3 separate regions of the Homo sapiens genome follow, and all the other regions are linked to region 1. Evidence: read pairs that join two places in POLR2A ChIA-PET (ENCODE). Cell type or tissue: GM12878. All regions are shown on one strand.

Evidence for each region. Peaks named below come from ENCODE experiments on the same cell type or tissue, not always from the same donor. Only the 100,000 strongest peaks of a DNase experiment are listed, where the experiment ranks them.
Region 2: POLR2A ChIA-PET joins it to region 1 with 8 read pairs; 2 of 35 experiments call an interaction of 5 or more read pairs at or near these places.
Region 3: POLR2A ChIA-PET joins it to region 1 with 9 read pairs; 2 of 35 experiments call an interaction of 5 or more read pairs at or near these places.

Annotation. Positions count from the first base shown.
Region 1 is chr2:177,633,985-177,636,484 of GRCh38, forward strand. All of the region lies in intron 19 of PDE11A (phosphodiesterase 11A), which reads right to left. Among named protein-coding and RNA genes, the nearest start is that of IFT70A, 16 kb to the left of the region's middle. RefSeq lists an enhancer at 1,165-1,244. In GM12878, no CTCF peak of the experiment used is centred here; a DNase peak (open chromatin) is centred at 1,018; H3K4me3 peaks cover 1,111 bases; H3K27ac peaks cover 1,474 bases.
Region 2 is chr2:177,495,751-177,498,250 of GRCh38, forward strand. AGPS (alkylglycerone phosphate synthase) reads left to right here. Exons shown (of 20, transcript NM_003659.4): 13 at 1,939-2,015. Among named protein-coding and RNA genes, the nearest start is that of IFT70B, 56 kb to the right of the region's middle. In GM12878, no CTCF peak of the experiment used is centred here; no DNase peak of the experiment used is centred here.
Region 3 is chr2:177,419,968-177,422,467 of GRCh38, forward strand. It overlaps AGPS (alkylglycerone phosphate synthase), which reads left to right. Exons shown (of 20, transcript NM_003659.4): 2 at 302-391. Among named protein-coding and RNA genes, the nearest start is that of AGPS, 28 kb to the left of the region's middle. In GM12878, no CTCF peak of the experiment used is centred here; no DNase peak of the experiment used is centred here.

The DNA of each region.
Region 1 (2,500 bases):
GTTTTCTTTTATGAAGCTGCTGGGAAATGATCTTAAAAGCAACACATTTTTTTCTTCCCTGGCAGGTACCCAAGCATTTACTAAATTACATTCATAGCACCTGCCCATGATTCGAATCATTCCACCAATTTATTCCTTAAGCCATTTAAGTTTATTTGGCATAGCCCCAAACAGCTTTCTTCCCTTTATCCTTGCTCTTTGTTCTCCTTCTTGCTTCCTTTGTATGGAATAAAGAAATTGGGGAGGGAGGAGGAATACATATTTCTCAGAATTCCTTTCTCTTTGTTTTATATTCTCCTGAAACACAGAATTGCCATACTAGAATATCGTTTTCCTGTGGCCAGGTGCTGGTTCTAGGCAAAGGTAACAAAACTCCTATCTTGAAAACTTACTTTTTCTCTCTCTCTTTTTTTTTTTTTTGTGAGAAGGAGTCTCGCTCTGACGCCCAGGCTGGAGTGCAGTGGGGCGATCTCGGCTCACTCCAAGCTCCGCCTCCCTGGTTCAAGCGATTCTCTTGCTCAGCTTCCCGAGCAGCTCGGACTACAGGCGCCCGCCACCACGCCTGGCTAATTTTTTTGTATTTTTAGTAGGGACGGGGTTTCACCGTGTTAGCCAGGGTGGTCTCCGTCTCCTGACCTCGTGATCCCCCCGCCTCCGCCTCCCAAAGTGCTGGGATTACAGGCGTGAGCCACCGCGCCCGGCCGACTTATTCTTACACTCTTAATTTGTTACAGAAATGCAGTTAGCTGAGAGAATATGGAACTATTAAAATACTAGTAAAGCAAGGGTTTATCCACGAACCTAAATTCCAAGGCTTATGGTGATTATGTGTAGTGAGTCATCAGCAAGAGAATTGCTTCTAGTATTTAAAAGTTTCTTATCAAGTGATACGGGATGGGTTCTGTGAGAATGCTATTGTCTAGTTTGACTTGCTCCTCAGTGAAAGAGAAGGGGGGAAACTTAGCACCCATCTGATCACTCTCCATATACACACGGAGGAACTCTAAAGGTTATGTATGCGGCTGCATCAGCCTCAAGACACCTGACTCTCCTCTGTGGCATCCCTGCTGCGTGACCACACAGCTACCGTTGAAACCCTTTCAGAGGCAGTGCGTGCACAACCTCCCAGGGGAGTCCATTTAGTTTTTGATTGTTCTGTTTTTAAAATGTTGTTCCTTTATGTTGGACTGAAATCTATACCCCTGTAACTTCTACCTAATGGTTCTAATCCTTAGGGTGCTCTTTCTTTAAACCAGAATTTTCTTTAGTAGTGTAGGACTGATAACTCAGGTTTTGTTTCAAGTGTAGGTTAGAGTTGATGCTGACCTAAAAACCCTATTTGGGATGCAGTGCTTCTCCCTTGGGGCAACCTTTTTGACATCACTGGGGCCCCATGTTCCTTCCAGTTCCCTCCTGGCCCATCGCAGACAGGACCTCGGATACTTGCCCCACTATGGGACACAGCCTGGGCATCTGGTCATCTAGGTGGCCAAGGGACCCCACTTATTTCCTGATTTCATTCACACTCCACTGTTGAGTTCTCTTGTGACCAGCATATACAGTTTATTCCGTATTTTATTTATGTTTTGAATAAGGAACACATTCACATAGTTCCATGGATACAAAACGGTACAAAGGTGCAATATAAAATCTCCGTTCTACTATTTCCCAGACACTCAGTTTCCTCCCCTAGAGGCAACAGATGTTTTCAGTGTCTTGAGTAGATAATCAAGAAAAATTTTCTGAATGTGTAAGAACATAAATATATTTGCCCCTTTTTACAAATGGTAGTACACCATACAGAGGGATCTGCACTTTGCCTTTTATTCTTAATATATCTTGGGAAAAACTCATATCACTACAAAATTAGATTTCCTCATTTTTTATGGCTATCTAGTATTCCACTGCTGTCAAAATTTGTTTAACCAGTTCCTTTTTGATGGAACCCAAACATTGTTTATATTTGGCCATTACAAATAATGCTGTAATGGATATCCCTGTACATAGCCTCTCCATAGGTGTGAAGTTTATCAGAGAGTCAAATTCTAGAATGGGTATTGCTGGGTGAAAGGGAATGTGTATTTGCGTTTTGGTAGATATTACTGAATCAACAAATATAATTTTACTTAAGATATATAGCAGGATTTTTATAATAGCCATACTAACAAAAGAGAGGGAACAGAAACCATAGCTACTGTTTAGATTAAGGCCTTGGAAAGATAGTGTGAGGGTGGGTAGAGCTAAGAAGGATACACAAATCTAGAATTTGATCCCTCTCTTCTCTGTATACTCCAGATGCTAATTTCTACACAGTACACTTGGTATCACTGAAGCATCATAATCATGTTGTCCAGAAGGTTTTGATTTTACTCCCTCTCTGAAAGAAACTCCCCAAATGGTACTTGAATCTACTGAAATCTCTTACAGCATATCAATCATTTTTGACCAGTTACAGGTGTTTTCAGTGTGTTTCATGGACTCTTACTGTCATTAGCAAACT
Region 2 (2,500 bases), 140 kb before region 1:
AAAAAAAAAATACAAAAATTAGCTGGGCATGTTGGCGAGCACCTGTAGTCCCAGCTACTCGGGAGGCTGAGGCAGGAGAATTGCTTGAACCGGGGAGGCAGAGGTTGCTGTGAGCCGAGATCACACCACTACTCTCCAGCCTGGGTGACACAGTGAGACTCTGTCTCAAAAAAAAAAAAAAAAAAAAACAAACCCACAATAGCTAGAATATATTTAAAATGTAATTATATTGTTAGGCAACATATTTAAGAAAAAGTAAAAGATAATATTATCTAGTTGATACTAATGCTTGACCCACCTAAAAGTCAGTATCACTTTTACAATAATTTATTCTTCAAAGCTATCATGTCACCTTAGTATCACAGATGTATGTGAGTAATTCTACTAGCATTAATGGAAATTGTGCATATAAATCTCGATGAGTTAAGTGAACATTTACCCTTAAGGATTATTTCATATCAGAGTAGTATCATATGGAGTCCGCATGCATTGTATAAAGATAAGTGAATCTTTTGTATAAAGAATAGATAATTTCAACTTCTGCCAAGAACACAACATGCACATTCAATATATAAATGTTTATATATGTATTTCTAATTGTTGTTAATATAGGATGAGTTCCATTTGGGACCAGAAATGAATGTTTTGATGATACGTTATTTCTATCTTTATAGATATTAGAAATTGTCTCTTAAAGCGCTAGTTATACTAGGAAGCATCTCTGATAGTTTAAAATAAAAGAAAAAAATCCCCAAGCGTATCTCTTACTTGTGATCCAGGAGCTCAAAAAGATTGCTAGGTTGATCTCTATCTAACCTGCAGTTCAGTTTGTTTCTTTGTTGTTGTTTTTTAATGCCTCAGGTATAGCATAGATATCTAATTCTTAGCCTCTGGTTAAGACTTCTATTACTTGGTCTTTTATGTAACACAGTTTCCTATTATAATCAGCAAAAATGTAGTAAGTAGTATTACAGATTGAGATTCTTATAAAAAATGGATAGAAAAAAACTACCAGTGATAGTTTTAGAAACAGCTAGTTTGCTCTTTGCACCTATTTTAAAAGAAGGAAAGGAAGGGCCTACACTTTAAAAACAAACAAAATCCCCAAACCTTAAAGGCTTTTTTAAAAAAGAAAACTTTTTATTTGGAGATAATTTTGACTTACTTAAGACTGAAATTCTTTATAAAAATTTTGTATAAATGGTATGACACCTTTTTCTGAATTGGGCTGCTAACACTGAGGCCAGATGCATGACTCTTAAATGTAGCAATCATAGGAGTTGAGTCGTTACTACTTTCTGAAAAGTGAGAAAACAGTAAAAGGTTTTCACTCAATTAAGCTTAATCTGCAGGCAAAGATGTTAATTTAACAGACTTTGAGACTCCATTTATGTTATTTTGGCAATTTTAACTCTCCGGGTGTGATTAAGGAAGCAATTGCTAGTTTTATGCCAAGAATTCTGGATGAATTAACAATTAATTAAGAAACAACCTTAAACTTGGCATTAACTCCATATTTGGATAGTTCTGAATAGTTTCTATATAATTAAAAAAAAAAGTAAAACCAGCCACCATGGGTGTTCTTAATGAAATAAAAATTAATGAAGTAATTTTATTATGTGTAAACCATACCGTTGAAAGAAAACCTAAACTATGTGTAGTATTAATTACATATAGTGATTTGACTTAAAAAATCAAATTGATAATGGGTTTTGTAAATAAAAAGTTGTTTGTGACATTTGAAAGAAGATAAAAGTAGCAAATATTAATATAACTATATATCGTAATATAAATATTTATGTAAATAACACGGGAAGATTTTAAAAATTAAAGTTGTGAAAACTTTTACTTTCTTTTAGGATTCTAAGTTGGAGTAGCTTCTTGATCTTCTGAAAAACATAGACTAACCTATTAATATAAACTTTTTTCTCTTCTTAGGTCATGCTCTTAAACCTCAGGTTTCCTCTATTTTTACATCATTTTTGGACGGATTAAAAAAGTTTTATATTACAAAGGTAAGAATTTTTATAAAATGCTAAAATTGTAAATGCTTAAGATATCTGTTTTCTGCTTTCTTCCCACATGCACCTATTGTAAGGGTGTTTTTCCATGTTGCTATGTACATTTCAGAATTACAGTTTTTCATGTTGGAATAAATATTAAGTAAATCAGGCAGTCAATTTCAGAAAATTTTATTTCTTTTCCAGTTTTGAAGCTTCTAAAAATAACACTGCATTTGAACAGTTTTGTTTTCATAACATTTTCTATAGTTTAAATTTTTTCCTTTATGGAAGGTATCCATAAAGTGAAATAAGAGTGTGGATTTTTTTTAACCTTTGATTGTTGAATTTTTTTCCTAGAGTGTTAAGCCATCTTATAATACATGTGTGCCTTCTTTTCCTTGCATCCTTGTTATTCCATGTGGGATTCTTTTTGTTACATTTTTAATTTACCAGGGGGAAAACAGTACTTTCTTCTAGTTCATGTTTTTTGAAGCTCC
Region 3 (2,500 bases), 210 kb before region 1:
ATGAGACATTTATATTTTAAGCATATCTTCTTCCTTTTTGCAACTTTTTATTTCTTCCTTTGAATGCATTAAATTTATTGGTTGTAGCCCTCTGTGAAGCAGGTGCTGCTCATCAGAGTGATTCTATATTCAGAAATATTAGTATATGGACATTTTAATGTGTGCTAATTTTATTTAACCTTATACAATATTTGTGGGCATAAGGTATTTTAGATGATTGTGAGTTAATAATCAATGATATACTGTACAGTTTTAAGATGTTTAGCATTGGTCTCACTTATATATATTTTCTTCTCACTAGGCAAGAAGTTATGAAATGGAATGGATGGGGATATAATGATTCTAAATTCATCTTCAATAAGAAGGGCCAAATTGAATTGACTGGGAAAAGGTAACCCTGGTTTATTTCTTCTTTTGTTCCTCCTTTAATTCTTTCTTTCTATGAAAAATTTTAAACACACATGAAAATATAATGATTCCTCCTTGAGTTTAAACATTATCAACATTTTGCCATAACTGCTTTTTGTCTCCTGGTAATATTTCAAATTCTGATGTTGTCATGTCACCTCTAAATATATGTATTTGTGTGTGTGTATATATATATTATATGTCTTAAAAAATAAGGACCTAATATAACCAATTATATAATATTATATATCCAAAATAGCAAAAAATTTTTATTTAGTTATCCAGTTCATATTCACATTCTCCAGTTGTCTCACAAACATCTTTTATAGGTAGTTTATTTGTGTCAGGATCCAAATAATGTCTATAAGCCACCCACCACCCAATTCCCATGCCATTCAGTTTTTTGAAAGTAGCTTCATATTTAAATCTGGTAATTTACAAGGAGTGTGGGTTATTATGAAAGGTGAATGATTTTAGGTCTGTGTGAATATAAATAGTATTTTAAAAAATTAGCTTCTGAGATAAATTAGGAAAGAAGTGATAGGGAAAGATCAGTCATTTTTGTGATAGCTTTTCTATGTCTTAAATGTGGTTATTTGTTGATAAGAATTACAAAGCATATTGGTTCAATCATACCTCAGTAAAACTGGAAAAATATTAAAAAGAATTCTAAAGGATATTTGTGTTATTCCTGTTTGTTCTAGATATGGTCAGAATTGTAAAACGAGTTCTTTGTTGGTTTTAAGCAATACTGCCTTTGCCAAAGCTCTGTTTTTGGTTTGTCTGTTGAATTTTGATACATTTGAAAGGGCAGTGAGTACAAATATGTAATACTTAAATGCTGGAACCAAAAATAAAAAGAAACTGAGACTAAGTAAAAAATTGGATCAGATATATTATGAGTCTATTCCAGTATTGTACCCTGATTTAATATCTATTGGACATTACTATACTTAAGTTAATGTTTTTAAAACATGTGCTATATCAGTATATTAAAATATCAGCAAAGTAAGTTTCATTCCTTTGGAGAAGTTATTTATTTCCTTTTCATTGCAATGTATTAATAATTTTTCTATTTTTCTGACATTAATATTTTGTACCTAAAATAAAACCTCAGGAATAGTAATTTGAAAGTAATTTTAATGAAGTTCTGAAGATGTACATTTGACTTTTTTTTTAATTAGGAAAATAAATATTATCTGTGTTCTCATTCCCATCCTTAATTGTGACTGGGTAGCAAGCAATGGAGGCTTAGTTGAGAAATTGTGTAATTCAGGTAGAAGGGATTTCTGGTTAATATCAGATTTACCAGTGTTCTAAATGTGGAATCTTTTATGTTTTATTTAAATAGAATAATGCCTAATACAATAGAAACATCGATGTAGAGATCGGCTTTTCAAAATCTTCTGAAGGAGTAAAAATTAATCTTCTGAACTTAGAAAACCGAATTTCTCTCTTCTCGGACACTGTCCTCATTTCTCCTTCTCTTTTTCTCTGTGTTTGGACCTTGAAGGTATACAGTATTTCTGTTTTATGGAACAGGGTAGATAGTCACTTGTATTTCAGCAAAGTCTTCTGTACAGTACTGTAGGCCATGTAATGGTTTATATGAGAAGGTGTGTGTGTATGTGTGTGTGTGTGAAATGAATGACTAGTCATAAAACATCACAGGTAATTATACCTTAGTGGGTCCCATGTTTTCAGGATCTCGTTCTTATTTTGGGTGTTCTGGCACTTGATTTGTCAGTTTCCTGGAAGAGATGAGGCTGTAGGGGTCTGACACACATGCCACACTTCTAAGAAACTGATTTAAAAAATTAGAACCTCAGTGTATTCATTTATGGTTAGATTATTGCTTTTTCAGGGTATGGAATACTTGTTAGTGCCCTTTCTGATGTTAGGGTATCTAGAGAACAACATTTGCAACTTAGATATTCTTTGGAGAGCATACATTCAGAACAAAGGAGATTTGATGGTCTTGATAGAGATTTTTATACAGGCTGTAATAGAACCAGAGAATTTATCTGTTGGTTTTAATGGGTTACTACCACTCCTACCAGAATGCATTCCTTAAAGGCCTCATTTCTTTGCA